Regions from separate parts of the Homo sapiens genome. Here region 2 is linked to region 1. Evidence: read pairs that join two places in POLR2A ChIA-PET (ENCODE). Cell type or tissue: endothelial cell of umbilical vein. All regions are shown on one strand. Links, peaks and the distances in the headings refer to the core of each region. The heading gives the core; the rest is flanking DNA.

Region 1 (16,750 bases), core at 5,473-13,472:
ATACTCAGCTGAAAATAAAATTGTGGGATTGAATTCTCTGATGCTCAGAAGATTTATTGATTTCATGTGAGAGAGGCTGTTATTCTTGAGTTACTTTTATTCAAACAGGAAAATAATAATACTATCAACCCTTACCATTTATGAAAATTAACTTAATTATCATTTTTAATAGTTAACAACTTAATCTCATGGGTTTGTTTCTAAGAGGATATTATACACTAACTTAAAATTTTAATTACAAAGGTATACAGTGAAACTGTGACTTTAAGTGAAATGACATATAGCAGGTTCTTGAATAACGTCCTTTCCTTCAATGTTCTGTTGTAACATGGATGAGGAAAAAAACCTGATTTTGTTATATGTTATTTCACTTTTGCAGTTTTCAAAAACCTATCAACAGTATTAAGTGAGGACTTACTGTAATATGATTATTTGGTGGATTTGGTTTTCTCAGAAAAAAATGTGATATATGTAGTTTAATAACTTTCAAAATGTTTTTTTCATTATTTCAACTTATTTTAATAGTTATTTATTAAACTACAGTACTATATGCCTACTCTCATGTTGCTTTACAGCCTTAGTAATATGTCACAATGCTATTAGAAAGTGCTACCCAGCAGAGACATATCTAACAAAAGTGTTAAATGGAATGGAATCGAGGATTAAAATGATACAGGCAGCAGTATACTTAAGAAGTGGACAGCTTTACAAATGTAGAGAGGTATTTGGGACTTGTGATGAGTAGTTGCTTTTATTTGTAAGGAAATTTAAGCAAAATCTTTGAACTTTCTAGGTTTATTTTTCCATCCTGTTTTTTTTGTCACTTAACGTTTATCTTGCATATTATAAAAATTATTTCTGACTCCCAAATTCAGCTGCCCTAAAGTATAAATCAGGCAGTTTCAGGATATATCTTCTAGTATTTAGGAGCCTTGTAGGCCGATACTTAGTTTAGAAATGCCCTTGAAGAAAGGTTTGTGTTGTTTTGTTTTCTCTTGAGTTCAGGCCCCTCTGAGGCAGAATCAGCCACCTTTTTGTCTTAAAGGTGCATTTTTTTTTTGGTCAGCAAAACTGCCTTCAGTAATAAAATGACAGGGACTTTGACTCTCAAGTTGCAGTATTCAGTATGGTAGCCACTTATCACATGTGGCTGTTTAAGTTAATTAAAATTAAATAAAATGAAAAATTCAGATCCCTGGTGTCAGAACACATTTCAGGTGCTCAGTAGCTACATATGGCTAGAGGCTGCCTTGTTGGACAGTGCTGGTCTAGGTTTCAGCAATGGTTGGAAAGGTCCGAAAGGCCACTTTGGGCACCATCGTAAGAAAAGGGACTAAAGGTCTTCTAACAGAAGATCATTGAGCAGAAGTGCAGTGGGAAGTTTTCTTCTGGCTAGCGGCATAATTAGAGTGTCACGAAGTTTCCCTAGATCTCTTTGTAGTCCTTTCCTCCCTCTTCATCTCCTTTCTTCCTTTTTGATATGGTGGCGAGTTTATTCATTGTGGTTGGAAACTAGTTTTGTTCCTTTTTGCAGGCTTTTCAAGTTGATAGCTTCAGGTGGTAAACCATGAGAGTGCTTTTCAGTGTCTCCTGGTGAGCTTTCATTTATAAATGCTGCTCCACTTTCATTAGCTTTATTTAGAAGTTTCTTTATTCATTATCATACCAGTTTACTACTTACATTTTCCCTAAACTCAGGCAGCCTTATTTTGGCACGTTTCTGCTTGCGTGCTAAAATAAGAGTGATAGATTAATTGTACCAGTTTTGGATTTTGGAATTCTTTATTGCTTTTGTGTAGTATATTTGTAGGATTAATGTTAGGTGCTGTACAGATCATAATGCATTTTCCCCGAAGGCATGTGGTTGGATTTTAGGGCTCTCTGATACCACTATAGAAATATATATATATATATATATATATATATATATAGGTTACGTTCTGCGGTTGCTTTTGGGCTGGTTTTTTTTCTTTCAAGTTTTAGGGAGGTGTTAAACAGAATGCTTATGAGATACCATATGTATTCCACGAAATAAAGCGATTCATTCAACAAACATTTATTAAATGCTCTCAGAGGTTTGAGAGAAGTAACAATATTATGCATACCATTTGCTTAGTGGTTTTTCTGATTTCCTTTAAGAATGTAATTGTGGCAACGTTTCAAAGCAGTTGACTTTTCTTGAATGTAGCTGCAGATCCAGACGTATAGTCCAGTTGATACTCCGTCCTGCAATGATTTCACTGAAGATTCAGATCCTCTGAATATAGTTTAGAGAATATCTGTGTACTGTTGTAGTGATTAGAAATCATTTCAGGGTGCCTCTGCTAACTGAGTATAACCATTAAGACTTTTCTGCCTGCCCCTTTCCCACAATGTTTTATCTCTTGTCATATGTAAGTTGCAGTGGGAAGGGAGGGCAGCTGAATTGGTCTTGAATTGTTTTCCCTTAAATGGGCTTAGTCTAGTTTGTGGGAATTGACTGCCCAAAACATTAGAAAAATTTAAGGGAGAAATGGTTAACTTTCTTAGAACTTTTAGAAGAATATTTCAAGAGGAAGCCCAATTTTGGTTAAGCCATGGTTAAATCTTGAATCCTAACTTATGCTAGGTTAGGACCGCTTGGAAGAATAGGGTAAGACAGAGCAGAATAGGACCACTTGGAAGTCTTCTGGGCTTTACCAAAGTTTGAGGGCTCTGTATCATTTGAGAAAGTGTCATCTTGGTTTATTTTTGCCTTGGGACTTCCAAGTATTTCTGAAACAGATCTCACTGTGGTAGAGGGTTGGGCTCTAATAGTTATCTGACCACTCCCTCAGCATTTGGTAGGAAGCAATAAAGAATAATAAGGAAAATACTTAGGAAGGAAAGCATAGAAGAGGACAGATGGGTTAGAATATGTAAACTGAGTGAAGAGCCATGATTTTCACGGCATTGCTTCAGAGAAGTGTGGAATGGTAATGGTTACTGGGTCAAGGCATCAGAAAGGGCCAGAGATTGAGAATGTGTCACAGTTGTAATAGTCATCTATTTTAAAAAACAAAGGCATGAAGGGATATATGTTCTAGCACATGTGATTTTTCTGGATATAATTTAAAAATATTTCCTCATCATGGCCTTAGGGGTCTCATTTAATCCAAAGTGGAAATTCTTTAAGGATGTTGAATACTGAGGTACACCTCCTTGGTTTGTAGTTTTTCTTAGGAATCAAACGTCATAGCTAGCTGTCTCTATAATGTACGTGCAACATTTAAAGTCCACAGGTAGTGGTACCTAAACTGTTGGCAATTTAAAAAACCATTAGGCTCCGAGCATGCCTCATAATCATTGATGATTTTTGCATAGGTGCATTTTATTTCATCAAAATATATTTATAAAGATATATTAATTGAAATGCATAAAATACAAATGAAGGCTTGATGGGGGGCTTTAATATTTCCATTTTTTACCTCATACTTTGAATCAGATAGTAGTATTTCCTTTTTTTTCCCTGGTGCTTTATTTATTTTTTCTTAGAGACAGGGTCTCGCTCTGTCACCCAGGCTGGAGTACAGTGGCACAGTCATAGCTTACTGTGACACCTCAAACTCTGGGGCTCAAGTGATCCTCACATCTCAGCCTCCGAAGTAGCTAGACCACAGGTGCACACCACCATGCGTGGCTAATTAAAAAAATGATTTTTGGTAGGGACAGGATCTTGCTATGTTGCCAAGGCTGGTTTTGAACTCCCAGCCTCAAGCAGTGTTCCTGCCTCAGTCCCCCAAAGTGTTGGGATTATAGACATGAACCACTATATCCAGCCAGATGCTTTTTTCTTTATATAGAATATTTGAATTAGTTTTATCCTCTTTCTGCTGTGAGTAGAACAGTTGAATCTTACTTGAGTTATTGAAATGACAGGTGTGATTTAAATAGCATTTGAAGAAAGGTTTTCAGGGAGATGTATCTACGTTAACTTTCCCCTATGGGGTGATAGTTAACTGTTGCTCCAAAGATGACCTGTGAGTTCCTATTTTTGAATATTATCGTGAACTCGTGGATTAAAACAAACTGTGTTTCAATTTATTGCAGTTGTTATCCTTTTGTTTTGAGACGGAGTTTTGCTCTTGTTGCCCAAGCTGGAGTGCAATGGCACGATCTCAGCTCACTGCAACCTCCACCTCCTGAGTTCAAGTGATTCTCCTGCGCAGCCTCCAGAGTAGCTGGGATTACAGGCGCCCACCACCATACCTGGCTAATTTTTTTGTATTTTTAGTAGAAACCGGGTTTCACCGTGTTAGCCAGGCTGGTCTCAAACTCCTGAACTCAGGTGATCCTCCTGTCTCGGCCTCCCAAAGTGCTGGGATTACAGGAGTGAGCCACTGCGTCCAGCCTGTTATCCTTCTCGATGTTTAAATTTTCTATCTTTGTCCAGTGGAAACCTATTCAAGGTGACCTCCGAGTAGTTTTGACACGACTCTTAACTAGTCACTGATACCCTCCTTGCTTTTTGGTATGACAACATGTTCCCTTCTTATCTTGAACATTTTATGCTCCAGATTTGGAATTAGCCCATTTTGCTAAGGAATTATAGTTCCTTTAGTTGGGGCATAGTATTTAGAGACCACAATCTGAGCACTGAGGATTCCTATTGCTACTAACTTACTCATACCTTTTAGGCCTTTTCAGTGAACAGACTTAGACGCATGTCTTTTTTTTTTTCTTTTTTTAAAACATAAATTACATAGTAATTCATACTGATACTTGGCAATTCAAGTTCAGGACTACAAGGTTTTTACTTAATATCATTCTTATATCTGTCTGTATCTTCTTTTTCCCATGCCCAAACTGCTGATGCTCAACATAATTTTTTTATTTGCTTTATCCCATGATATAAATACAGCACTCTTAGAATAACAACACTGCCATCAATATTACTAGAAATGCTAACTCTTTTTTTGTTGTTGTCTGTTATTGAAATACAGCAATGTGTCGCTTAATGCCTCTGAGAAATGCCTCTTTAGGTGATGTCATCATTGTGTGAACAACAGAGTTTGCTTACACAAACACAGACAGTATAGCCTACTATATACATCTGGGCTTTATGTAGCTTGTAGGCTACAGCATGTTATTGCACTGAATTCTGTAGGCAGGTATAACACAATGGTAAGTGTTTGTGTTTCCGAACATACCTAAACATAGAAAAAGCAAGGAACGGTGGCTCACATGTGTAATCCCAGCATTTTGGGAGGGTGAGGCAGGAGAATCTTTCGAGCCCATGAGTTTGAGACCAGTTTGGGCAACATGGGGAGACCCCATCTCTGTAAAAAATCTTACCAAAAAAAAAAAAGGTGCAGTAAAAATTCAGTTTTATTATATTATGGGACCACCATCATCTGTGTGGTCCATCTGTTGACTGAAACGTCATCATGGCGGCATATGACTGTATTCGTATACCTAGAGATTTTCTTTGTTCTTAGTGTATATTTTGTTATGAATGTGCCTTTACTATGCTTTAAAGTCACTCAGAATAATTCCTCTCTGTGGTTTTTGTCACCAACTGGTTACACAGTGAGGTGCTTTTGTTTCATCTTATTTTGGAGTTTTGGGGGGGATATATAAAAAAAAGTTAATCATTTTATAATTATGAAGTGTAGTTCCAAAGTCAAATCTACAAAACAAGGCATAAAGAAGTTAATGTTTTGTTATTTAACTTGTAAACAGTGAACTCTGTAGAGAATGCAGATTATTTTAGCGTTTTATCTTCTTTCAGTATGTTTAAATAGAAACAGATACTCAGTTGTATATCAGTGCTTTGGTAACTTTTTAATGCTCTGGATTCCTAGATTTAATAATAAGAGGAGGACAGGTGTTTGAAAAAAAAAGGCTACTTGCTGTTTTTCCTCAACAGCCCTTTGGCTTGCTAATTTTGTATATTGTTACCTTTTTTTCCCCGTCTATAACTTTTCTTTATCCTTCTTCACTGATAGATGTTCATTCATGAAACTGATAGTTCTTAAATGTATTGGTGTAAATAACTTTACTTCTGGCTCACATTTGAAGAAGTATCATTCCTTCACTGGAAGGAATTAGTAACAGTTTGGCTTTGTTAGCTTGTGCTTAAGGTAAGGTTTTAGATGTTCCTATGGTTTGACAGCTTCTGAAATATAATAATACCTAAGTGGATCACCTGAGGTCAGGAGTTCGAGACTAGCCTGGCCAACACGGTGAAACACCGTCTCTACTAAAAATACAGAAATTAGCTGGGTGTGGAGGTGTATGCCTGTAGTCCCAGCTACTTAGGAGGCTGAGGCAGGAGAACTGCTTGAACCCAGGAGGAGGAGGTCGCAGTGAGCCAAGATCACGCCACTGTACTCCAGCCTGGGTGACAGAGTGGGACTCCATCTCAAAAAAAAAAAAAAAAAAAAAAAAGGTAATAATACTTAAGTATCTCTATATCCGCTGAAGTTAATTCCCAAAAGTTTGGTAGGTTTCTTAGTTTTGTCCAATTAATCATTGCCACTTTGTTTTCTTTATACAAAGGAAGCAAAAAAAAAAAAAAAACAAGTTTTTAGTTATGCAGTGCATTGTAAAGTTTTCACAGCAGAAACTGCTGTATTTATATTAAATATATTTTAATGAAGAAGTTAATATGTATGGTTATGATTATCGCAGTGGTGAGGCGGCTTTCATTTCCTCAGAGCGGGAAGTGTTAACTGCTTTCTCAAGCTCCAGGAATGGCAGAAGATAGATCTGAATGAAAGGATAAGGTAGGAAAATAATTGGAATCATTCAAATGGATTAGATTGGTGGCCATTTACCAAAATATACCTTTTTTAATCATTCTGTTTGTAACCCATTTTCTTCTGAATGGACTGATAGCTCAGTTTCTCCCTCCCTCTGGCCAAAAACAGTAGGGAGGAAAAGGACTTAGCTCTTCTTTTTAAAAGACTTTCCTTTTTTTTTTTTTTTTTCTCTTCCTTTGTTTTTTTTTTTTAATGGTAGAACAGTTGAGAAGGTGATTATTGTAGGGAGTGGACCATTGTGCTTCTTTTATGGGGTGGTGAGGGAAGGAATCTTCTAATAAGAACTTATGTCTTTGGTCCCAAGTAGCTGATGAGAAGAGGACTAGTTCTGTTTGAGTCTCATTGAGTGTAAAAAAGCTAGGAAAAACGTTAAAAAAAACACGACTTGAAAAAAATTTGTATTACAGCACCTCTTTTTGAAGTGCCATCTCATTTATCGTGTATTGTTGGAATACATAGTTAACTGGTGTTTTGAAGTGCTTTTGCCATCAGAGCTCCTAGAGCAAATGGATAAGGATAAAATCTGACTTCTCTTTCTCTTTAATAGGCACCGTTTTTGTTCACCATTTTCTGAGTTCTGGTTAGGATTTGGCGACAGTATGAAGATGAATTTGTGTGTCCCAGAAGGCAAGCCACATGAGTAGTTGAGTAAGTAGGAGGCCATGTACAGTTGGAAGAAAGGGTTTATGGTGTTCTAGGTAGCCACCAGAGGAGACAGCAAAGAAGCAGTATTTGTCCCAGCTGTGATCACCACTGACACTACACTGCTGCTTTTTCTTGGCAGCGATATTATTCTTCTTTTATATTAGCCATTTTATAAATTCTGAAAGGGAACACATCTTATTCTTTGCCAATTCTGAAAACTCTGGCCAGGTTAGCTTAAGAAAATAAGATAATAATAATACCTAAGTATCTCTATATCTACAGATAGGGATCTACAGACAAGACAAGGTAGGTTTAGGATAAAGGGCAGGAGCCAGGTCTAGGGAAAACAGTGGGTCAGAACAAGATAGGGGTAGACCAAAGGAGGACACATATAATGGAGAGTGAGATCAAGAATGACCAGATAGCAACTAGAGGAACTTATAGTGGGGAATGAGACAAGGCATTATATTAAAAGTCATGACAGCAAACACCAGAACACATACTAGAAGAAAGGCAGTTGGTGAAAGGTTTATAATTTAGGAATTAGAACATCCATCTACGCTGAAAAATAGGATTGTTGTAAGAATTGCCATGAACTGCCTACAGCATGGGTACTGAGACAGCAAGCAGTCTTTTGCTAGCCAGGAAAGTTCTTACAAGTTCTTCCTGCGTAGTAGCTACTCCTAGCTGATAGCAGTCATGGAATACAGCAATTCAGTTTACGTCTGGCAGCTCCTGACTCCTGAGCAGCTGGTCTGAATCACTGGAGTTTTATGGAAGGCTAGGTTCTGATAAATTTTGTTCTCTCTCAAAGTAGAAAGATTGATAGATTATGGTCCGTAATCTAGAATTTTGTTCTCTCTCAAAAGTAGAAAGAAAATTTTGTTCTCTCTCAAAGTAGAAAGATTGCTAGATTGTGGTTCATGTGCAGAAACTTTGAGTTAGGTTGACTTTTGGAAGCAGATCAGTAGCTATTGTGGTATGCCCACCACTGGCATTTCAAAGAAATGCATATTGAAGCCTTCTGAAAGTCCCACTTTTGCAGATACCATTACGACATGTAATTTTCTTCCATAAAATAAAATTTTTGCTCTGGCTAGCCTATTCACCAAAAATATTTGTGCAATGGGTTTTTATTGTTTCTAACTAAGCATATAGTTAACTGATTCAATTCGTAAGTCTGAGTGATTCCTCGATGACTTTTCACTCTTGTCTTTTTCTTTTTGTGTTTTTTTGAGATGGAGTCTCACTCTATTGCCCAGGCTGGAGTGCAGTGGCGTGATCTCGGCTCACTGCAACCTCTGCCTCCTGGGTTCAAGCAGTTCTCCCTGCCTCAATCTCCTGAGTAGCTGGGACTACAGGCGCCTGCCACCATGCCCGGATAATTTTTGTATATTTAGTAGAGATGGGGTTTCGCCATGTTGGCCAGGCTGGTCTCGAACTCCTGACCTTAGGTGATTTGCCCACTTCGGTCTCCCAAAGTGCTTGGATTACAGGTGTGAGCCACTGCGCCCAGCCTCACTCTTGTCTTTTGTGGTAACTTACACTAGTCTTTCCTTATATGTCTTCACTTTTACCACCAGCTCTAGCACTGGACTGTTTTTTTATTTTTATTTTTATGTTTATTTCAAAAAAAAAAACACAAAACAAAACACCTTTTAAAACAAAAGCTTCAGAAAAGTTACTGTTTCTAGCATCAAGTAGAGAAAAATAAACACCACCACAAAGTGATGATATTACATGTACAGAATGTTACAAGTTTAAGGCCTATTTATTTTGTAAACATTTGCAAGCCTTTTATAAGCAAAACTTGTAAAACCGAATCTTACATGGAACCCTCATATAGAAAACTGTTAACATTCCTGCCTGAAGATGGTGTGGAGACATTTGTCTTGAGGTCTCTGAGGCACTTTGATGAAACTCGAGAGTTCAGAGGAATACAGTTTGAAGAACGCTGATTTAATTTGGTCCCGCTGTTTTTGTAGATGAGGAAATTCAGACTAAAAGGTCCAGTGTTGGTTTCTGTGGCAAGCAAGCATAAAATAAATCTGAAAAGTTTTAGCAAAGCCCATTCATCTGCCTTCCAGGTATTGAGTTCTGGTAAGAACAGGAGTGCTTTTGTAAAACTTTGTGATTTCTCTTGTATTCTTCATTTGCCAGATTTTCTTACATTTTTGAGATTCTTCTAACTTTGCATTTTCTCCTAAGCCTTTTGTGAGAAGCAGTTTTTAATTTTTCTGAAGCCTTATTGAATAGAAAGACTTGAGTGAATCTGTGGGGAGACGCTGACCGTGAAGAACCCCAGAGGCTGTCAGGGGAAGAAGGTTAAGGGTTGGTGGATTTTAGAGAGAGGGGAGTTCCTTGTGCATCACAGCCACAGGAGATTTAAAAATGCGTAAGCCGAGGCATGGGGCAATGAAGTAACTTGCTCAGTGTCATACAGCTTGGTGGTGATGCAGTTAGAATTGCAATTCTAACTGATCTCTAATAAGGCTGTGCTTTTTCAACCATTTCCATTGTACTCTCTTGCCTCTAACTGTTGTCTGGATAGCTATAATATTTGAGTAGATACAGTGTTATATTTCTCAAGTTGATGACATTTCATCCTTAAATTCAAGACTTAGGTCCTATAAATTGGTGTTTTTCTTTATCTTTTAAAAAATCTTAAGCTCTGTAAAATGATTCTGCTTTGAACGAAGGGTACTTATATCTGCCAAAATCATTATTGAGCTTCTCTAGTCATTTATTTTCTTGAAATTGAAATGAAACTTTCTGAACACAGCCTTACTGAATATGGATTTCAGAGCCATAATAATGCTTCTTGCCTCTGCAGATTCTGAATTGATCTGAGTTTGGCAGTGAATTATGTATGTGTTATTTCAGGAATTTTGCACATGCCCTGCTTTAAACCACTGATTATTTTTGTAAAATGCTGTTGTGTGGATTTGGCTCATTCCATTGACGCTGAACTCATCAGATGGCTATATTGTCTTCTAGGAATGTGACTTGAATTGATTAAATGGCATAGGCAGCAACATCTGTTTTGTAAAGCTAGTTTAGTTTCCTAAAACTTTAAATTTTCAAATTTACAGCTTACAAAGAGAATGAAGCATATTTCTTTAATGCCATAAAAAGACTTTCATGGAGTTTTGATGATAGCTTGTTTTAACCTTGCCCTTAACCTAATTCTTTTTAGAACTTATTTTCTTACTGTATTATATTGCTCATTTTCAAGAAAAAGACATATTTGTAATGTTGGAAACTTTATAGTCTTATATGGATGGCTCTTAGGTTTTTCAGATCATTCATCCATTTGAAGACCTGCAGAAAGCTTTGGATGGTCTCCTAGAAAAAAAAGCACCCATACACGTGCTCCTAAAACTCTGTACAATTGTGGGAGGTAAAGCTCACCTGTACAGATCCCCCTGAAGCCTCCTGCCTCCTTGATGTCCTTTGCTTCACATGTGTTATTAAATGCATTAATAATGCTGCTGACTGTGCACATAAGTTACCTTTCTTTATACACAGCTTATAGATTTGTTGAATATTTGGATCACCATTTTTAAAAATCAAATGTTTTATGATGTTGATCTACATGTGTCATTTTTATTTCTCGGGGTTAATGTCTATTTTTATTCTTTTTCTCTCATCCTTGTAATTTCTTTTTTAGTTAAGGAAATGTATCCATCTCAGGGTTTCTTCATTTATTATTACAACCCTTATTTGGATGGACTTAATGACCAAAATTTATATGGTATTACAGTACATAGGCTTACCTGATCTAATCTTGTAGAAGACTTTTCTTGTATACTTCTTCGTGTAACATTTTCAAATAATATTTTCAATTTGGGATAGAGGACTTTAAAGAAAGTTAAGACTTGGGTAAAGATAGATACTCTCATATGACAACCCATGGGGGCTTTTTAAAATTATACTAGTGGATGTGTATTTTTATATTCAGTTGATCCTAGTCTTTGTACAGTCAGTTTTCTTTTACAATCTGGAATTTTGCCCATGGTTTCAAGGCCAGCATGGGTATTTACTAAGTAATCTTGAGGATGACTGTTCTTCTTTTGTAACCTGCTCTCTCCAGATCTGATCTGTATCTGTTTTAACCCAGAAGATGTGCCCTTTTGCTTACACCATCCCTCTTGTTTTAAGTTAAAAAGACAAAAGCTACCCGATCTACTATGTCATAGGAATTATTATGATATTCTCTACCTCTCTAGCCCTGTATTAAAAAAATCTAACTTGCTGCGTAGTGCTTTTATTTTATAAACTATTTTTAATCATTAAAAAATTCAAATTTATTGATTAAAATATAAATTGAGGCACAGTGAGTCTTTGAAGTCTTTGAAGTGTGCTTAGTATAGACTTAGTGTACTACTGCTGGTTTCATGCACCAGAACGCTTTGATTATTGTGTTTTTTCTCTCCTTGTGGGGTGTAGGCTCATTGAGGACAGTTTACGTACATATTCTTCTGTTAGCACTTTTAACATAGTCCCTGTCAAGTAATTCAACAATAGTTGAACAATTGCTAATTGAATGAATTCTGAAAGTTTCACAAATTAGACCTGAAAGGAAAGATTATTTTTCTCACCTGTTTTTCTTGAAGTTTCAAATTATTTTGAACTACAAATGGTATTTCACTAGTAAGTGTGAAAATTTATTGTGAATATAATTAATGTCTTGCAATGTGTGATGAGAAAGGTGGCTATAGTACACTAGATTGTTAACATTGTACAAAGTACAAAAGTTCTTTGGAAATGTTGAATGACTGCAGTGTGGCCATTATTACTTTTTTCCTGGGGTAAGAAGGAAATGCGATAATTAAAAAAAAGGCAGGGGATTGGTAGTACTTTATTAAAGAAATCTTATGTTGCTAAGATAATTTAGTCATGTAATTTTTTAAAAAACAGGCTATTTAAAATAATGTTTGCTTTTTCCTTCTTCTTCTCCTTTTTTTTTTTTTTTTGAAAAGCATCCTCCTGCCTTGGCCATCCAGAGTGCTAGGATTACAGGCATGAGCCATGGCGCCCGGACTTTTCCTCCTTTTATTTCAACCATGACAATGTATTTTGGCTCTCTGCTGATTTAAATTATATTTCGTGGAAAACAGTATGACGTCCAAAATGCTCATATAACCTTGAACTTGAAATTATTTTCCTGAGAAAATTTGTCCTTCTGACTGATGCTCTTTAGTGTATAAAGGTATTAGTTGTAATTGATTGGCTTCTTAAATGTTGGAAGTATGGTGTTAAGGCAGATAGATTTCTTTATTTCTTGAGGGGTGGAGATTAGATTTTGATACTGGACCAAAAAATGATTTTTCCTGATATAGGTTTGAATTAAAAAAAAAAAGTAGCATTTAAAAAGTATGGATTCCTGGTCTTAAAATTTGATGACTGTTTAACCAAATGGGAACTGTTTTTCTGAAAGTGCTTTAGGGCAATCAGTGCTAATGCTTTTACATGCTTACTGAAAGTAGAAACCTAGGCATTTGATCAGAGTATTTTCTAAGAGATAGAAAATGTTTAAAAGTCAGATGATAAGCTTGCATAAGCCTCAAGGGTGACACAATTTAGTATTCCTAAATAAGGACTTAGTGTTTCTTGCAGATGAGGATATTGCAATAGGAAGCTATTTGACATAAAAATAAAGTGTGCGTGAAGTGTGCTGTATCACTTTTGTGTAAACTCTCTTTTTGATTTTCTTAAGCAGAAATGGCTGAGATTGGGTTTACATAGTCTCTTAAAATCAAAGCTTGCTTTACTGCATAGAATAAAATGTGTTTCTCTGACTGACTAGTACTGTATAAAATAGCCTACCTCTCTCATGCAAAAACTGATATTGGACAGAAGATGGAAGAGACAAGATAAAAAAAATGGGACCAGAATGGAAAGGGAATCACAGAGGTGGCTAGTATTAGATTCCCAGAGCAAGGAGAAAGAACAAGCAAATAAGAACATGGTAACTTTTTCTCTAAATGGGTCAGATAGTAACCTCTACTTTATAGTCCCTAATCAGTGTGCCCACCTGTAGACATAGAAACTTTAGTGGTTCCTAGGGGCAGAGAGGGTGGGAATCAGGCCTTAAAGAGAGGCAGCAGGAGACATTAACTTTGTGTAATTGTACTCTGATGTACTAAGACTTAATGACTTAGGTTCCTTAGCATCTATATCTTTTTCCAAAGCTGCAGCTGTAATTCATTTTACTATTTCTCCTAAAGAGTGTCCATTCAGTGTTATTATTATTCATCAAATAGGTTTTGCATGCTTACTATGTGGAGGGCAAGTCATAAGATCTGTAAGAGGAATTTCTTGGATCCCTTTCTTTATGGCGCTCTTAGTCTAGGGGAGGTGTTAGAGGCAGGATGATGGACACTAAGAAAGATGTAATTATAAAACTGTTAAGTTATGGCAACATTAACTGATAGTCAGGATGCAGTGCTTCCCAGGAGAAACACTGTGCTCCTTTGACCCCATGAGTGGAGTTGTCAGAGAAGTCTCAGTGAAGAGGCACATCTAAACTTCTGTAGGGGGTCAGAGAAGAGACAGCAATTTATTCAGTTTGGGATTGATGAAAGTATTGCAAATGTAGGCGGCACTACTGCCTTTACAGAAGAGTTAGATTTCACCAGGAAAGAAGGAAGGAAAAGGTACTCTAAGCAGGAAACACAAGAAAGGCATGAAAAAAAATTTTTTTTAAAGTATGTGATATGTGTGTGGGATATGTTGAATACCCTTGGGTTGCTTGAAATAGAATTTTGTGTCAGCAGGGGAGAAAAAGGTAGGGTGAGGACAGCTTGTGATATAAGATGGATGGTACAGTTGAGACCTAAGCAGGAGGAAAAGATGAAATATTTTAAAAAGAATTTTTTTTTACATTGTAGTTCTCTGGTACTTAAAATATGTAATATATGCAGTAAAAATTATTGGGTTCTTGGTGTGTGGAAGGAAAGTAACAAATAACATCATGTTTTGGTTATCTGCCATACATAAGCACTATTGATGGTATTATTGTTAATGACTTTGTGCATTCATAGGTGTTTGCTAAATAAGTGTTCTCTGTAAAAATTTCTTTTCAATGGAAATTCTTGCTTTTATATGAACATGTTAAAATTCTTTTGGCTTTCTACAAAAGAAATGGATTGCTGGGTGATAAATGCCAATTTAAAATGTTACACTACTTTGATTAAAAAATCATAAAGAGTTGCTTTCTAATTTTCATGATTTTTAGCTAGCAGCTGGTGAGTAACTGCTTTTTTTTTTTCCTTTTTTTCTTTTTTTGAGACGGAGTTTCACTCTTATTGCCCAGGCTGGAGTGCAATGGCACAATCTCTGCTCACCACAACCTCCGAATCCTGGGTTCAATGATTCTCCTGCCTCAGCCTCCCGAGTAGCTGAAATTATAGGCATGCGCCACCATGTCCGGCTAATTTTGTATTTTTAGTAGAGATGGAGTTTCTCCATGTTGGTCAGGCTGGTCTTGAACTCCTGACCTCAGGTGATCCGCCCGCCTCGGCCTCCCAAAATGCTGGGATTACAGGGGTGAGCCACCACGCCTGGCCAAGTAACTGCTTTTGAAGCAGTTGGAGCTCCCATTTGTGTCCCAGAAGAACATCTTACTGATGAAAATAAAGTAGTGGTTGTGCTAAATGACTGAAGAATGGACAACGAGATAAAGCAGAGAACAGAGATAGAGTTCCTTATGGCAGTGGGCCAGAGTCCTACTGACATGTACAGATAACTAAAGAAAGCGTGTGCTGTGTATCTTGTGCTGTCAGATAGATGCTGACTGAACCGTGCTAGTTAGGGAGACCAGCCCTTCAGCCGAGTACACGGTTTCATCTTTGCAGTTAGGCTGCAGGACTGCTGCTGTATTTTCATCCACCGGAGCTTAATATAATTTTAAGGATTATGTGGGTGGAGGCTTAGACTAAAGTAAAGTGAGTGTGCTGTTTATCACCAGCAAAGAGTATGCTTTGTCTTGAGAGAGAGACACTGAACTGATGTTCTGTCTTATTGTTTGTGTTTTCAGACTTAATATGGTTACTGTTCAAACTACTATATATCTTTGAAAGATTCCCATTGATATGTATTCCCATCAAAAAGAATTACTAAGTATATAACTAGATATAAATGCCTTCAAATTTTGAAGACATGTCTGTCTAATGCTAAAATTAATGCACTTTTATTAATCTGATAGTGCCCCTAAAATACACAAAACTTTAACCAGCTGTATGTCTTAACTAGTTTAGATAAAACCATCAGATTCTTAAGCTATGTAGACACAGCTGGACCACCAAAAAGAGAGTTAAAATTTTATAATATAAATGCAGCCTAAATTATCAGCATTATTACTTTTCTATTTATTTTAAATTTGGAGAGAAAGGTTAAAAGATACTTCTGATTGAATAAATTGTGTTGATGGCAGTAGGTTTGCTTTTTGATTGTATATTTGGTTTTAGTTAACAAGAAATCCTGTTACTCAATTCTGTAATCTACTATTCTAGTACTCTTCTACCCCAATCACAAGTTTTATTGCCACCGTTTTGGAAAGAAAGCACTCTTATCTCATGTGTCATTTCTCTGGGTGTTAGAAACTGAATTTAAAGGACTATTAAGTTGCAGCCGAAGCCGAAGACTGGGCCAGTCAGACTTTTTTTTTTTTTGTTAATTGCACCTTACTTATTGGCCCTGTTTTCAATTTTGCTCTGTGGAAACACCCAGAGGACCTCTGTGGTGTTCTTGGGTAGCATGTATTCTGTACACAATTTGGCCCTCTAAAGTGAGGTCAACAGTAAAAAATATAATTTAAAAATTAAGCTAGATGAGTTCAACCAGTAATTTTTTTTCTTGCTACTTGAAAGTTAGATTATCCATTAGGTTATAATTTTCTTTGTTATGTTGTTGATCTGGATAATATATGATTCAGTGTAATTTTTTCTTTTCTCATTGCCTCTTTGCTTGTTCTGAAACTGCTGTTAAATATATCATTGAACCTTGTTTTCTGGCCTCCATAATATATCTTTAAAACTTCTTTGCCTCTGCAACTTTCTAGTTAAATTCTTCATTATTATTCTCTAGTTTATTAACTCCTTTTCAATTTTTACTGTTTACATTTTATCTCTTACTCAGTTTTTCATTTCCATTGCTTATTTTAAAATTATTTAAAACTTACTTTGAGTTAAAATATTCATTCTTTAGCTTTTAAATTCTTTTTCATTTCCACCTAGCCTTGTTTCACTTCTGCTTGTTGTGATTTTTTTTCCCTTTATAAAAGAAATTTTACTCTTTTATAAAGAGTAAAAGAGTGGCTC
Region 2 (16,750 bases), core at 5,341-13,340, 81 kb after region 1:
GCCCAGGCTGGTCTTGAGCTCCTGAGCTGAAGCGATCTGCCTTCCTTGGCCTCCCAAAGTGCTGGGATTACAGGTGTGCCCAGCCTTGGTACTGCTATTTCTAAAATGTGATTGCAATGGGATTTTGAATGATACATGCACACAAAAACATATGTATATACATAAATGTGAAGGTTCTTTTTTAACCAGAACCTAAAACCTAGAGAGTTTCATCGTAACGTCTGTTAAAGATGACAGTTCTGGACATTGTGCCCAGCGTAATGCAGAGTTTATTTGATGAGGATTTGAGAAGGAAGTACCTTTAGTATCATTTGTACACAGTGTTGTGGCAGAGCTGTGAATTTTTTTCTGTTTTGCAAAGAGAAGTAAGCATACTTATGCTGGTTAATGGAGGTTGCCTTTCCAATTTGCTGTGCAACCTGGTGAACAGTTTGCGTGCTGAATCTTGATACAGCCTTTCCTCTGTTTAGTATTATAATATGTGCTTAGCTGGCACATACAATATGGATTATGTTTGATTATTTTGTGTATAATTTCCATAAATAAACAATCTCCTTTCCTTATAATCCTTCCTTTCTCTCCAAAATAAGCATTAGAATTGAACTAGTGGAACTTTAGACTGTCTTCTTCAGTGGTTCTCAACAGGAGAGATTTTTTACCCCCCAGAGGACATTTGGCAATGGTTGGAGACATTTTTTGGTTGTTGTAACTTCAGATTGTGAAGCCTGAAAACCAAGCCCACAATGTATACTTTTAAAATATACATGTATTTTTCTATGTTAACCTGCTTATAAAACTTTAATAAAACATACATTGTTCAAAGCTTTTTCATGTGTGTTTAAGTGAAAATGTCACTTTGAACATAAGATATACTTGTTCCTTCCTGTTTATTTTTCTAGTTAATTCTTAGCTTGCTCAGTTTTAAGGTTTTTTTTTTTTAAATGGCTTAGATACTTGTTCAGAGCTTATATTGTACAATAATCCACATATATTCAACACCTACAGGCTGTTAGAGGACTGCATGCAGCTACTTACTGAATGCCAGTATTGCTTGCATTGTCTGTTGTAGAACTTCTGTAGTCACTAAATTATCAGTCCCCATACAGTACATCACAGGAAGTTGGCAGATACAATGATCCATCTGTTATCACACCCATCAAGTGCATTGGCTTGAAGGGAAAAGGCTGCAGATTGGAGCTCAGTGTGTGAGAGAAGTGAGATTCCAAGATGCTTATCATTCTTTCCAGAAAGTCCTTTTTGGCCTTTTGTCAAGCTTGACTTGCTCATTTCTAAAACAGCCTTTCAGTTTATGATACCGTTACCTTTTCATTAATATTTTTGGAAAAACTAGACATGTTGTCAGAGATGCTTATTTTTCTTGAATGAGGTTTTAGGGTATCAGCTTTTCTTTCCCCTCCTAGCGGGTGGCTGTGGGGAATTCTTGGTCAGATTGTCATAGAAAATGAGCAGTGGAAAATTGAAGCTGCACAATCTGGAGAGTTTTATTTTTAAAATAGTCATTCTTAACCTGAACTAAAGTAAAGCAAGTATAAAACATTTTTATGTTATTCCAGTGTGGCCAAGATTTTTTTTCTTAAATTTATACAAGTATGATCACTTTCAAAGGAGAGTATGATTTTCATAGTTAATCAAAAATGTTTAGGCAGTTTTTTGTGAGTTTAAGAAACCTGTTGGTTTCCTGGAAAGTCATGAATGTTTATGATATCAAGGGTCTGTTATAGAGCCTCTGAGATCTTTTAGACAAAAGCATTGATGCTGTTCTTAATGGCACTTTGAAGTTTTGGTGACTACTCTTGAGGTAAATGGATATGTGCTGATCATTTCATTCTTTCTTTCTTTCTTTCTTTCTTTTTTTTTTTTTTGAGACTGAGTCTCACTCTGTTGCCCAGGCTGGAGTGCCGTGGCACGATCTCGGCTCACTACAACCTCCACCTCCCTGTTTCAAGTGATTCTCCTGCCTCAGCCTCCAGAGTAGCTGAGACTACAGGCACGCGCCACCATGTACAGCTAATTTTTGTATTTTTAGTAGAGATGGGGTTTCACTATGTTGGCCAGGCTGGTCTCGAACTCCTGACCTTGGGTGATCCGCCCACCTTGGCCTCCCAGAGTGCTGGGATTACAGGCGTGAGCCACCGTGCCCGGCCTGTGCTGATCATTTCTATCTTGTGAATAGTCTTATTTATACAGAGCTGCTCCCTTGCCAAGGCGTAATGTCTGGTTTGGGTAGGCAAAAATCCACTCCCAAATTAGTGTCTGTGTGTTATATGTCTTTGATTTAATTTACGTTCACCTCCAAAGGGGCAAAATGGCTAGAGAAAAAATAAACAGGACAGTGTATGACTAATTGAAAGTTAAAAAGGGCCTTGCTTTTTCTAGACTGAAGGATACAAAATGAATACGAATAGTGAATAGTTGTCTAGCTGATTTAAAAGAGCCATTGTATTTCAGTTTCTTCTCTCTTCACCTTCATTTTAATAACTCTCCTGAAAATGGGATTTTTAGTAATCTGTCTCAGAGTATAATATTTGGGTTATCCTCAAATAGATGATAAATATTTTTATCCACCTGCCTCGGCCTCCCAAAGTGCTGGGATTACAGGCATGAGCCACCATGCCCAGCCTTGAGTTATACTTTATTAAAAATAATTCTGTTTTAAAAATTGGTGAGAAACAATCACAAAAATATGGTGTATGAATAAGCCAGAGATACTTGAGAATAATTATATGGAAGCTGATTTTCCAGGAAGAAAATAATATAAAATTACTAAAACGTCCACAAAAATGCTGCTACAGCATTTTTCCACTTTTATTTTTTTTTGCATTATGTTCCCCCTCATTCTTCAAGGGAAAATAAAAGATTCCTCAACCTTTGTAGATGTGGCTTATGATAAATACTGTAGGGACCTTAGCTCATTGTACCTAATAGAATGGAACATGGAACACATATGCCCTATTCTTGTTTACATGCACTTACATCAATATGTAATATGAATTTAATTTAATATCACTCCATAACTGTGTAACTTTATTTTGTTATTTCAGATATAATGAACACGACTGATAGGACATTGTAAATTTATAGTGATTAAGAGCTATCATCTGTAGTAATAGCCTATAGAGTTGATAAGTAGAATGAATTATGCATAGGAAAGAGAATAAAGAGTTAATTCCATTTCTAAATGTTTCTTATTGGGATAGAAGTTTTATAAGTTAAAGTTGCCTGATTTTAAAACATTAAACTCTTAGGAGACCCACTTCATGACAGTAACTACTTTACATTGTGAGTTTATTGTGGTATTTTAATTTATTTTCTTGTTTTTTTTTTTCCTCAAGAATACCCTTCATTAGTCATTCTAATCTTGTTGATTATCAAGGGTTCAAGTAAGAGCCTTCAATTGTCAGTAGGAAGAAAAGCTAAGCCTTTTATAAACGTGTCTGTTTGGCTATTTTGCGTAGTATAAAAATCCTTAGAATCATATTAGGTTGCATTTTGCTCCACTTTGAATGTTTTCCTCAGGGTCACAATGTTTTTCTCTGTGGAAGGTTCTTTGCAGTATAGTAAGCACACAAGGATTGACATTGCCCTTGTACATATCGTGCTGACATTCTTCTTTGTGGGTGAGAAGACAAGTAGTAAATGAATAATTTCTTACAGTTGTCTGCTACAAAGCAATAGATGAGAAAGTGACTGACTGGGACAGGACTACTTTCCATTAGAGGGTCAGGTAGGGAATGCCGCTTGGAGGAGACAGCCAGATACAGGAAAAGGAAGTCAGATGTCTTGAGCTCACTTTGTTGGAAAAAAGAAGGCCAGTGCTGTTGAAATGAGTACACAGAGGGTGTTGGAAGAGGTAGACAGAGGTTTGATCAGGTGGAGCCTTGTAGGCCATGGTAAGGAGCTTATTAAATAGATTATTAATTCCATGAGAAGCCATTAAAATAAGGCTTTAAGAGGCAGGATGCTACGATGTGACTTAAGGTTTGAAAAAGATTACTTTGGCTCTCATGAATAATGGACTTCAGGTGCTTTGAGTGAAAGCAGGGAGACTAGTTTAAAAAGCTTTGCTTCTTGATGAAGCTGGATTGTAAAAGAAACGGGATGACAATTTCTGTACTTTACAAAGTGTTAGTATATCTTCTGTCCAAACAGCTGTTTTATGTTTACTGTTTCTTTAGGTTATTTTCTTTATCATCTGAACTGCTGAGTTATTCTGAGTGGGTAATATTGCCTTTGAATATATCTATATTTTAGTTAGAGTAGTAACTGTTTAACGGACTACATAGGGGTACTTATATTTAAAATTTAGTATAAAAAGTTTGGGTAAAGATTTATAGTAATTATAATTTTTGTTTATTCCATTACAGATATTTAAGCACACATCTGAAAAGTTGAGATCATGATGTATATACAGTTGAACTTTTAACCTATTATCTCATATGTATTTTTCGTTTTTGAATCGGAATTGAAAAAATGTTTTTAAATTATGAGTTATAACAAACAAAATTTCATACAAAAGAAATGAATTATTATATAACAGATCTAATATAGCTCCCAAGAAATACTACAGGCAACCAAAAATCTTTCTGAGAGCTCCATCACTATCAAAACTCTGTCTTTTAAAGTGATAAAGTAACTTTTATTGTTATGCTTTTTAATAGCTGGTATTTAAACTATGGAAAGAAGAATTAATATACTCAAGCACCAGTTGACAAACTATTGATAGCCTATGTTTCAAAAGATAATTTGTAAGTTAATTATTTGGAAAATATATATATTTTTTAACCTATGAAAAATCTATTCTGAATGGTGGGTAGATTCTAAGGCCTGCCTATCAAACTGATTTAGTCTGTAATGCTTGACCAGTGTTGGTTTGGGTCCTGGGTTTTGTAACTAGAAGGGGTAGATTGGTTAGGACTTCACTTTATAAACATTTAAAATCCTCAGAATCTGTCTTGGAAGGCTTTCCCACATTCTAGTGCAGTTTGTTAGAATTATGCAATATGAGTGGGAAAGAATCTCAAAGAAAGTAAAGATAACTATAAAAGAAGCAACAGAGCCAGTGAAGTGTTAGCATTGCCCAGTGGCTCAGGCTTTTTGGGTTTTTGGTTTGATTTATTCTTTCAACTTTTCTGGTAATTTGCAAATTCTATCCTCTTTGCAAACTCTTTGTATTTATTTGTAATACCTTTTCAAGTGAGCTCTCTGTAGAACTTCCTAAGTTATAATGGCTAAAACTACAACTGGATAAAACTGCAGCTGTCCTGGTTGAGACTGGAGATGGAAAGGGCCAGAGGGACTCACTGGGGCTCTTGCACAGGACTCTAGTACTCCAAGGACCACAGGAAGAAACCACTGCACCTTGTGTTATGGGAGCCGCCCAGGCCTGCCCTACTCCAGACTGTGCCCTATCCAAAACAACGGTGTTACTTAACTTTGCAACCAAAATGCCATTCTAGCCAGATTTCGAAAGAACATAGGATTGAACTCATTCACACCACTGCGACTGTAAATAACTGACCTTTATTTCCTAAAGGACTTGCAGTTTTCATATTGACTTGTTAATGCAAAGGAATCTTGTAGAGTTGAAACACCAACATGAAGTAAAAATATTGGCAGTGTTGGTGTGTTTAGGTCATTTATAAATTTTTTGCTTATGAGTTGGAAACTTCTTGGCTTAAGTTTTGGATAATGACAACTTTTCCTGGATATATTTTAACTTAAAAGTTTTGAGAAACTTTTATTGCTTTCCAATAGGTTGTTTTTGCATTCATAAACAAATTAATTTTGAAGACACAAGGGGAGAATTGTACATTCTGTCTTTTAAAAGTTGAGAATAATAATTTGTGATTCTATTAAGAGCCAGATAATTGTAACAGAAATTCATATGTAAACCATAGTTGTTTATGAAAGTAAAATGTTCTGATTACTAAGAATACATTTAAACTGAAATGTTTTTAAAATAAAAATTTTTAATGTGTGGTGACATGTTTTATACTGATGATTAACTTTGTCTTTTCCAAAAAGAAGACAAACAGGGAAAGTATGCAGAAGTAATTTGATTAGTTTTGGGGGAGTCATGACTTCACACAGTACAGAAAACCAAAATAAGAGAGACATGGATTGGGCACCGACAGTAGAAATTGTATAGATGTTATCTTCTGTAATAAGACTCATTGTTTGATTTCAGATGATGAAAATTTTAAGCTTGTGTAATTCTAAAATTGTGTGGGACACATAAAAACTTCTCTTCAAAATACACTGTGTTTAAGTGCACATTAGTGTTCAGTGGTCCATTTATAGACATATCAGAGTTAGGCTACACATTTTCTAGTTTCTAACCTGCTGTGGTAGCACAGGTCAGAAAACTCTAAAATCCTACTATTTAAAATTATTAAAGCATTTTGCTGTTTTACAAAAATTTGTTTGTTGTATGTACATAACCGTTTGCATTGATTGATTGATTGATTGAGATGGGATCACACTGTAGTGCCCAGGCTGGCCTTGAATTTCCGGGCTCATGTGTCCTCCCACCTCAGCAGCCTGAATAGCTGGGATTATGGGCTCCTGCCACATTGCCTGGCTACATAATTATTTTTTGAAAAGCTATTACAGGTTTCAAAGTTTTGTGAACCAGACTTAACTTTTTTTTATTATTGGTTAGTTTTCTTTTCTGTCTTAACAAATTTTCACATGTGCAAATTGTTTTATTTTGTAGCACATTCTTAGTGTAAAAATCAATAGTGTTGTAGAAAGCTTAAAAAAGAGACTTTTTAATTGCTTAATTGTACAGACTGCTAACTTTGAAAAAGTATTTTCCAATATTTTGGTTTAACTATGATCTTTCAATTTATGACAAATATTTTTTTCCTGTCAACTACCAAATTCTCTATAAACTACAACCCAGCAACACACATGTGTAAACCAACAGAAGATTGCATTTGTGTGTATGGAAAGGTGGTTCACTTTTTAAAATTCCTTAAGAAAACTGACTTTATATGTTGTCAGTATAATGTGGCTTATGACTTTTTTCTAATTTAAATTAGGGCCTTTATATTTACAGTTAAAACCTTCACCAGGTGCAGGGATTGATGGGCGTTAAGTGAAATGATAGACTGATCTAATTATTCTACATTCTTGTTTTTAACCAAAGTTACATTTTATAAACTGTGGTATAGTAGAAAGCAGTTTTTTTTCTGTCTTGGAGTAGCATTTTATATTAAGGAAAACAAATTATTATCTAGTAAAAGTAGATAACAAAGTGAAGAGAACAAATTATTTTGTTGTAAGATAATGGAAAAAAGGATACTACTGTTGAATTTTCTAGTCCTATAGTGAAAGAAGTGGAAAGAAGGTAGACCAATAGTCATTACTGTTTCAGTGACAAAAATAATTTTGTAATTTCTGCCTCCAAAAAATTGGATTTATAGAATGAATTTCTGTAAGAGTCTTTCTGCAATATTTGCCATAGACTGTCAAGCTGAAATAAAAGCCAAGGTACCCATCAGGTCTCAAGGAGATGGCACTGAGTTTGGTCTAAAGAAACCTTTGTGCACCAAGTCTTCACAGTAGTCAGTCAGTCTCTGTCTCTCTCTGTCTCTCTCTGTCTCTCTCTGTCTCTGTCTCTCTCTCTCTCTCTCTCTCTCTCTCGTCTTTCTCTCTCTCTCTGCAGATGTTATTTTTGCTACATTTGCTATTTTAACCTGTCAGTTAAAAAATAATTACTATGTCAGTATGGCTGGCAGCTCATATAGGAAAAATATGCTGTCTCTTAATCAAAGGTGATTACAGTTTTCCCCTGTCTATAAATGTGCTTGTTGTGTAACGAGAATGCATTAGTCTCAGCCTGATGTACGAAATGAAAGGCAGTAAGAAGCAGCACCATTGTTATCACTCCAGGCGTGTCTAATGAATCGTGTTTCCATGTTCTCTCGGTCACGCCGTAGAGTGCCCTCAGCCAGGGCTAAGCCTCCTGTAAAATGCTCTTTAAGATTATTGTAGCAAGAACAGAAATGCTGCATGGCTGGGGGTGGGGAGAGAATGCCAACGAGACAGCTGCATTTCAAACAGTTACAGCTGCAAGGATTACTCATAGTAATAGCAGTGACAGACAACTGTTTGAGCTTTAGTGTAAAAGGCAATTTGGGGACTTGCCCTGTCAGAATTTTAGTAGCAAGCTTCTGTGTGCACGTGTGTGTGCATGTGCGTGTGTTTTTTATTCAAATTAGTTTGTGTCTGAAGAGTGGAAGGAAATATTTTAAATTTTTACTTCTCAATTGTGCTAATGTTGAAATCAGTAGTTGACTCATCTTTATTAAAATCATTGTCCTAGAGGAAGTTTATAAAATGTTTATTTGTAGCAATGATGAATTTAAATGTATATGTTCTAACTGAATCACATGTCTGCTTTTCCGTCTCAAAATTTATCTTGTGATGATTCCTGTTTTAAAAATATTGGTTTTCCTTGTAATTTCTGAACATACAGCCTTGTTTAATATAGGATCCTTATTTTAAAAATTTATTTCAAATATGATGTAAGCTTATAAAAGTAATGCCTGTCATGAAATCTGGAAAATACTCAAAGAGGTAAAGGAGAAAACAATCATTATTCTAGCAGAGATAACTGTTAATTTTAATCCTTCTGGACCCTTGTTTATGCATTCTAGAGCATATTAAGAGCATGTTAATCATTTTAAAGGTTAAAAATGGTAATCATTTTAAAAAATATTTGGAAGAAGTAGCAAATGGGGACAAATTTGGTTTTGAGAAGTCAATAACAGCCATTGTGCAAGATTTCTTTTTCAGTGTGCAGCTATTAAAGTAACATTGCAGCCTGTTTTCTGTAGCAGTTGTCTTTTGAAGGCCTTGTACAGTTTATCTCGAAATTTAGTTTTATGGTTTCCTTCAATTTAAAGTTTGCTGGCTTTACAGGGAGTCTTGTGATCCATTGAAATGCTAACTTGGGTCGTGTCTCAACTGCTACAATGCTGTGTAGAAACTGTCATTAAAATTCTGGTTATCCTGCAACTGGCAGAGAACCCATGCTGATTCCTTAGGAAGATAGTACACTGTTAAAATTTTGAATCGCAATTGTGCTTCTGTCTGCCAAATATTATCAATATTTGTAATCACTTAAGGTTGCAAATAGTTTGAAATAAATGGAACGTTTTAGTATGTATCTTCTATCCATGATTCTTATTTGTTTGATGAATTGACATCGGGAAGGTTACAATCCATTTCCAACATAGATTTGTTAAGTGATACTGAATATTTTACACTCATGAGCAATTCAAGAAATCAGAGCTCTAAATAGGTTGAAGTTGATATAAGTAATAAGTCCATTTAGTTATTAATGACTTCAAATATAGATTCTACCAGGCAACTGATGGCAGCATAAATTGATCAGTCAGTGGTGGTGTAGTGTTGTAAGTCATTGGATTTTTTTATGTGTGAAGTGCTATATTTCATAATTAATGTAGCATTGTGCTCCTTTGTTACTGAGTTTCTTTGGTAAGTCAGTTTTTAAGAAAGCAGATACTTCAAAATCGTTTATTTATCTTGGTATCCTTCATTTGCTGCAGTTAGATTAAGTGGATACATGTTTCCTTGTTGTAATATCTGATTAGTGTAGTTTTTGGAAGTAGATTTAATAATTCAGAAGATTTTTTTTTTTAAACACTACGATGCGTTTTATATGTTTGAGGTAGAAATTGAAAACAAAGGCAGTGGGCAAATGATAAACCTTGGATTCAGAGCTATGCTATCTTTAGCCGTTAGTTACTGAAATCTAACTGGGAAACAATGTACTTGTTTCCTGTGCCTTCCTTTACTTGTGTTTCTGGAGTTTCGAGTGAAATTTGATTTTCAACAATTTTAACGGCTGAATAAGAAGTGCCATCCCTGAAAGTGCCCTTCCCCCACCTCCAATATTTGCAGTGGCCAATGCCGTTGCTGAACTCAATGTTCTGGATAATAGGTTTCATTAGTTTTGATGCCTGAGGTAAAAAAGCAGTAGGTGGGAGTAAGAAGTGTTTTTGATGTCTAGACGTTCATTTCAGCTGTTGCTGCAATATGATACATTAAAAGGAAATATGTATCATAGCTCAGAGGAAATATGTATTCTTTGAAAGTAATTCTACTTTTAAACTGTGTAAGGCTGGGTGACCTGAATTCTAAAAGCATGAGCTTGAATTTCTTCAAGGTTTCACAATCTTTATGCTCCTCCCTACCCTATTCCATTCTCCCTCCTCCCATTTTTTTTTCCCCTTCAAGTAAAGTATGTCAGTTTCATTTATGGAATTGGAAGGGATATCTTTCCAAGATCTCTGCTGGAAAACACAAAATCATTGAAGTATATGCTGCTTTGATATTTTGCCATATTGACTTTTTTTCTCCCTGAACCTTTTCTATGTTTTTTCTTTCAAATAAGCTTATTAATTCTGTAAGGAGTCATGTTTGGTGAAGTTGAAAGAAGTTATATTGCAATTGATGGGGATTTGAAAAATTATTTGGGCACTAAGCAGTAATTACTACTATTTAAAACTTTTCCTTTATAAACACTGTCTTTTCTGTTAAAAAACATTTATATACTACTTTTGCAGTTTAAATATTTGATTATGAGGATAACTGTATTAAAAAAGGTTGAATAACAGCAACGTAAACACATTCTGATTATAGCTTTTATAATTTAAGTGAGATAACTTTAGTGCCAAAATAGTTTTTCTTTGTAAATAGGCAGCTGTAGTAGTACTTAGTTTTAGTTTTTAATCTGGCTGTAATAGACAAAATAACAGCAGGAGAATGTTTTAATTTAGAAATTCCTTGTTTTGATTGACTGTTGTCACTCATTTATTTTACATGCATTTTAGATCTCTTGGTTCTTTTGAGACCAACAAAATTTTAGGAAAATTCTCCCATTATGCATAATTAGACTTATAAACATAGTCTATAGAGATAGTCTTTTTGCTACTTTATATTCTTAAGGTATTATAAGCATTTAAATAGAAACTGGAAAGATCAAAAGAATTAGAAAGGCTTTTTTTCCTGTTTTTTATTTTTTTTTCTTTTGGAATGGAGACAGCATGCCGTGGAGAGATTGTAGGTTTCATAAAGATAGGACTTTCTTATAGACTTTTTGGTAGTCGTTTTTCTTCTCAGTCTACCTTGAAAGGGAGAATGCATTTCATTTGTAGAAACGTAGGCTAACTACTCTGTCCCTCTTTATGTATTTTCCCCTGAAGAAAATCTTACTCTGTGTGTGTGTGTGTGTGTGTGTGTGTGTGTGTGTGTGTGTGTGAGAGAGAGAGAGAGAGAGAGAGAGAGAGAGAGAGAGAAAGAGAGATTATTTAAAGAAGCCAAAATGTGGTTTTGTCTGACTTAGCCTTTGAAAAAGTTAACATGTAACTAGAACACATTAATTTTAGGTCCAAATTTTGGAACCAAAGGAAAATTTAACTTCAGTGTTAACATTGCCTTTCTACCCAGTGCTAAGAATAAAAGAATGGTTAAAGAAGGGTTGAGTGAGTGGATTTGCTTAACACTAAGTGTTGTGTAGGGGAAAGAGCATGGGTGTCAGAGTCAGAACATTTGGATATGAATCCCATCTGTACCACTAATCCTCTTTAAGTAGATGTGAGGAAATTTTAGATTGGTGCTAATTTCAATGACATTTTGAAATATACATAATCAAGTCAACTCTATGCATGTTTATGAATATCCGAGAAGTTCTAGCCACAGCAGCTATGAAAATAAATTGCTTCCCCTTGAGGAATTCAGTTAATGGAATGATTAATATATTTATTATTTGTAACAGTAGGTGTAAAAGCATTTGATCCCTGTATGCTGCTGACTGTAGCTCAGTTTGACTACAAATTCTTAAGACTTCTTAGTTATGTGACTTTGGACAAGTTTCATATATATATATATATATATATATTTTTTTTTTTTTTTTTTTTTTTTTTTTTTAAAGATATGGGGTCTTTCTCTCTTGCCTAGGCTGGAGTACAGTGGCATGCCATCATAGCTTACTGCAGCCTCAAACTCTTTGACTCAAGTGAGCCTTCTGCCTCAGCCTCCCAGGAAGCTAGGACTGCAGGCCCGTGCCACCAAATTCAGCTAAGTTTTTAAAGTTTTTTTAAGAGCTGGAGCCTTGCAATCCTACCACTTGATCTTCCAAAGTGATAGGATTACAGGTGTAAGGCACTGTGCCTTCTTAAGATTAAGTGTTAGTTTTCTCATGTATAAAATGGAGATTAGAATCAACTGTATTCATCAGAGTTCTTAGCTTCAAACTAAGAAAAGGAGTTGATTAAAAGAATATTGGGTATCCAACTATTTGGCACTTTTACAATCGGCGCTACAGAACTGGTTCAATGAGAAAGGTACTGCTAGCTACCACCAAGCACTAGATGCTGTGGTACCTCTGCTACTTTAGCACCAAAAACTTGATCTTGAAGCCTCTGTTCCTAGAGCTGTCAGAAAGATATCTCCATCGGCTTTCTTTTTGTCCCTGGATTCAGAGTCAAAGGTGTCGACCAGGAGCATCTGGTAGGGGTTAGAATGTATGTCCTTGTCCACACTGTAGGGGAGGATGGAAAAGAGAGAATCAGTATTTTTAGTTTCCGTTAGGGGTGATTATATTTGATCCCAATTAGGACTCTTAATGATAGTGATAATGAAGAAGCCCGACACTGAGTGACAGAAGTGTGCCAGATGTCTCATAGTGTGGTGGTGAGTAGTCTCCCCACCTCCCCATTTATATGTAGTGCCTAATTCAAAGCTTGGCACATAAAATAAAACAAGAATGATTGTTTTCTGGATAGAAAACCAACCTTGATTATATGTTATTTAATTGTTAATTTAAAATTTAAGACATTTTATGCTAGTAGCTATTCTGCAAAGTTTCAAAATAATTTTTGCTTCCGAGTGGTTTGCACATACATGTGTTAGCTTTTTGAGAGCATTCCTAGTTCTTAGCCTGGTGCTTGACACATAACACGGTCAAGTAGTGTTGTCTAGTTAATGTTGATCAAATTATCTGTTATTAGATTCCAAGCATGTCTTTGCAGATTTAACTTATTTTGAAATTTTAGGGATTTATTGAAACATATGCTGCTCCTGTATTTCTGGAAACTCTGATCATGAGAAAAAAAGGATGGTCTGATTTACATTCTGTTTGACAAATGCATTTGTTAGTGATAGTAAATTGAAAGGGTCAGCAAATTAATGCATTATCCTTAATTTCATAGCCTAAATTGATAGTATTTATTAGAGTGGTTATTGGCTTATAATTTTTTATGATAAATTGATTATTCTTGAATCTTTAGTATGTAATTTTCAATGCAATATCTAAGACATAGGAAATTTAAATCCAAACACTGAATGCTTTTTAAATTATCTACTGATTTATATTTAAATTTTGTTTGTTAACTTATAATTTATAATTTTCTATTGTTTTCTAAGCTTTAGTACACTTTCCTTAGACAAGGGCTTAATATAGTATGATTTGTTTTATTTTGTATTACTACTTTCCTATTTTATATTAACTTAGTGCCCAAACTTTATGTTAATTTATGTTATATACTTACAGAATATAAAAGAACAGATGAGAATGACCATATAATTATTTTTCAAAATAATTTTTAGCATTTAAAAAATAAAAATTTTGACTGCGTGCAGTGGCTGACACCTGTAATCCCAGCACTTTGGGAGTCTGAGGCAGAAGGATCACTTGAGCTCAGGGATTCAAGAGCAGCCTGGGCAACATGGTAAGACCCCATCTCTACAAAAAAATTAAAAAGTAACTGGGCATGGTGGCCTATGCCTGTAACTCCCAGAAAGTGGGGAGACTTAGGTAGGAGGATTGCTTGAGGCTGGGAGGTCGAGGCTGCAGTGAGCTGTGATCATGTAACTGCACTCTAGCCTGGGTGAAAGAGCGAGACCCTGTCTCAAAAAATTAAAAAAATGCCTTAAGATGTTTATATTTTGTTACATTTGCATTATATACAGTGTTTGATATGAAGTGAAGAATATAACTGGTACATTGGGCTCTAGGAACAGTTACTTCAGTCTGAATTTCCTTGTTAATTACTCAAACTTTTTTTTTTTGTTTTTAATACTTTATGAATGGAGGTTAATCACATAAATACCATATCTTTTGGATTTAGAGAATGCTTTTTATATATAAATTTAGAGTAGGAGTCCTTTTGATTACAATACTAAGAAAATAAAGAGGTCAATATTAGCATATTCATGATGGCTTAAGTCTAGAAACTTGGCCCAATGGTAAAATGAGTTTTCGTAATTTAGAACAGTAAAAGATTGTGAGTAAAGTTTACCATATTTAGTAAATAATACATTATTTAGTAAATAATATTTCTGCGCGTTTGCACAAATGTATGCAGGTATGTAACTGCCACTATAATCAAGATATAGAGTGGGGGGCATCACCCCTCAAATTTCCGGTGTCCCTTTGGTATCAACCTGTCTCACCACCTCCATCCCTGGAAACCATTGAGAAGTTTACAGTACCTTAAATTTGCCTTTTGCGAGAATGACATATGAATGAATCATACAGCACATAGTCTGAGTATGGCTTCTTTTTACTTAGCATAATGAGATTCATCCATATTTTTTCTTGTATTGGAAGTTCCTTTTTATTTCTGAGTAGTAGCCCATTGTATAGATATTTCATTGTTTTTCCCACTGTTGAGAGACATTTGGATGGTTTCCAGTTTTTGGCATTTACAAATACAACTACTATATACATTTGCTGTAGTTTGTTTTGTGTTGTGAGAGTACAGTAGGAGAAAAAGAGTTCGTTTTTTCCTAGAACCTTACATCCTCCAAACTTGAGTATATACCTAGAAGGATGTAAGGTTCTAGGGAAAAACAAACTCTTTTTCTCATGTACTCTCACAACACAAAACACTTCTGTGACCAAATGTTGCAGAGGTGGAGAGCAGGTGTTTCCCCTACATCAGGTAATTAATCAGTTTTGCAGGGGACACCAGCTGGGTGTCCTCTAATTCAATTCAATTCTGACACTGTCTACCTGGGGATAGCATCCCATCTTACAGGTTGAGGGCTTAGTCCCACAGGACTGTGGGACTTCAGATGCCAGGAGTAAGTCTGGACCTCCAAAGCTTCTGACCAATTGGCTATAAATCTGGGGTTCCCACAGCCCCCTCCTTGGGTTCTGTTAATTTGCTAGAATGGCTCACAGAACTCAGGGGAAAACTTTACTTATGTTTACTGGTTTATTACAAAGGGTACAGAGAACAGCCAAATGGAAGAGATGCATAGGGCAGGTTATGTAGAGAGGGGCAGGAGCTTCCATGCCTTCTCTGAGTGCGCCACCCTCCAAGAACCTCCATGTGTCCAGTTATTTTGAAGCTCTCAGAACTCAGTCTTTTTGGGTTTTTATGAAAGCTTCGTTATATAATCATGTAGGTTTGATTCATTAAATCATTGTTAATTGTCCATTAGTGATCAACTCAACTTTCAGCGCTTCTCCCTAGAAGTCAGGGTGGGGGTTGGGGAATAGGGGGCTGAGATAGAAAGTTCTAACCCTCTGGTCACATGATTATTTCCCTGATAATCAGCCCTCATCCTGAGGCTATCTAGGCCACCTGTCATTTCTTTAGCCACTAGTGTACAAAAACCATTCTTAGCCCTCTAGACATTTCAAGGATTTTAGGAGCTGTATGTCAGGAAACAGGACCAAATATGTGTTTCACAATATTACGACGGGATATTGTCATATTACAACGGGATATTGGGTTGTATGGTAAATGTATGTTTAACTTTACAAAATATCGCCAAAGGCAACTTTTCCAAAGTGGCTGTGCTGTTTTTGCATTCCAACCAGCAGTATATGACAGTTCTGGCTACTGTATTCTATATGTTAATCAGCACGTAGAATTGTCAGTTTTTCTTTTAAGCCATTTTAATGGATAATGAAGTTTCATTGTGATTTTAATTTACATTTCCCTAATGACTAATGAGGTGTTGAGCACTTTTTCATATACTTATTTGCTATTCATCTAGTCTTACTTGGTGAACCGTCTGTTCAAATCTTTTGCCCATTTAAAAAATTGTTTTTTTTTGGTAGTTAAGTTTTGAGATTAAAAAAAAAAGTAACGTATTCTGAATACAAGTCCTTGTCAGATATGTGATTTGTAACTGTTTATTCCCCATCTGTGGCATGTCTTTTCCATAGCTTAACATAACTTTCCCATATTTTTTGAAGAGCCAAAGTTCTTCATTTTGATGAAACTCTGTTTATCAGTTTTTCTTTTATGGATCATGCTTTTGGTGTCATATCTAAGAAATCTTTGCCTACCCTAAGCTCCCAAAATTTATCTCCTATGTATTTTTAGAAATACTAGATTTAGGTTTTGCGTTCAGGTCTGTGATCTCATTTTGAGTTACTTTTTCTATATGGTTTGAGGTTCTTTTTCTTTTCTTCCTTTACTGAATTGACTGAATTGCCTTGGCACCTTTGTTGAATTAAAAAAAATGAATTTGTGGCTCAATTTTTGAACTCAGTTCTATTGATGTGTATCCTTTCTACAGTACTGTGCTGGCTTGCTTGCTCTATCCTAATTCATACTAAACCTAGAACTCGGTTGACGTAAGTATTTCTGTATTTTTCTTTTACCACATTGTTCTGGTGGTTCTAGTTCCTTTGTCTTTTCATATAAATATATAGACTCAGCTCAGCTATTTCTAT

Evidence for each region. ChIA-PET counts read pairs that join two places held together with the same protein. Peaks named below come from ENCODE experiments on the same cell type or tissue, not always from the same donor. Only the 100,000 strongest peaks of a DNase experiment are listed, where the experiment ranks them.
Region 2: POLR2A ChIA-PET joins it to region 1 with 14 read pairs; 7 of 35 experiments call an interaction of 5 or more read pairs at or near these places.

What each region holds. Positions count from the first base shown.
Region 1 is chr12:116,195,733-116,212,482 of GRCh38, reverse strand. All of the region lies in intron 2 of MED13L (mediator complex subunit 13L), which reads left to right. Among named protein-coding and RNA genes, the nearest start is that of MIR620, 55 kb to the right of the region's middle. RefSeq lists a silencer at 15,005-15,299 and an enhancer at 15,005-15,299. In endothelial cell of umbilical vein, for the core only: no CTCF peak of the experiment used is centred there; no DNase peak of the experiment used is centred there.
Region 2 is chr12:116,115,042-116,131,791 of GRCh38, reverse strand. The region is part of intron 2 of MED13L (mediator complex subunit 13L); the gene reads left to right. Among named protein-coding and RNA genes, the nearest start is that of MIR620, 25 kb to the left of the region's middle. RefSeq lists an enhancer at 1-288 and a silencer at 994-1,288. In endothelial cell of umbilical vein, for the core only: no CTCF peak of the experiment used is centred there; DNase peaks (open chromatin) are centred at 8,001 and 10,011; H3K4me3 peaks cover 406 bases; H3K27ac peaks cover 1,819 bases.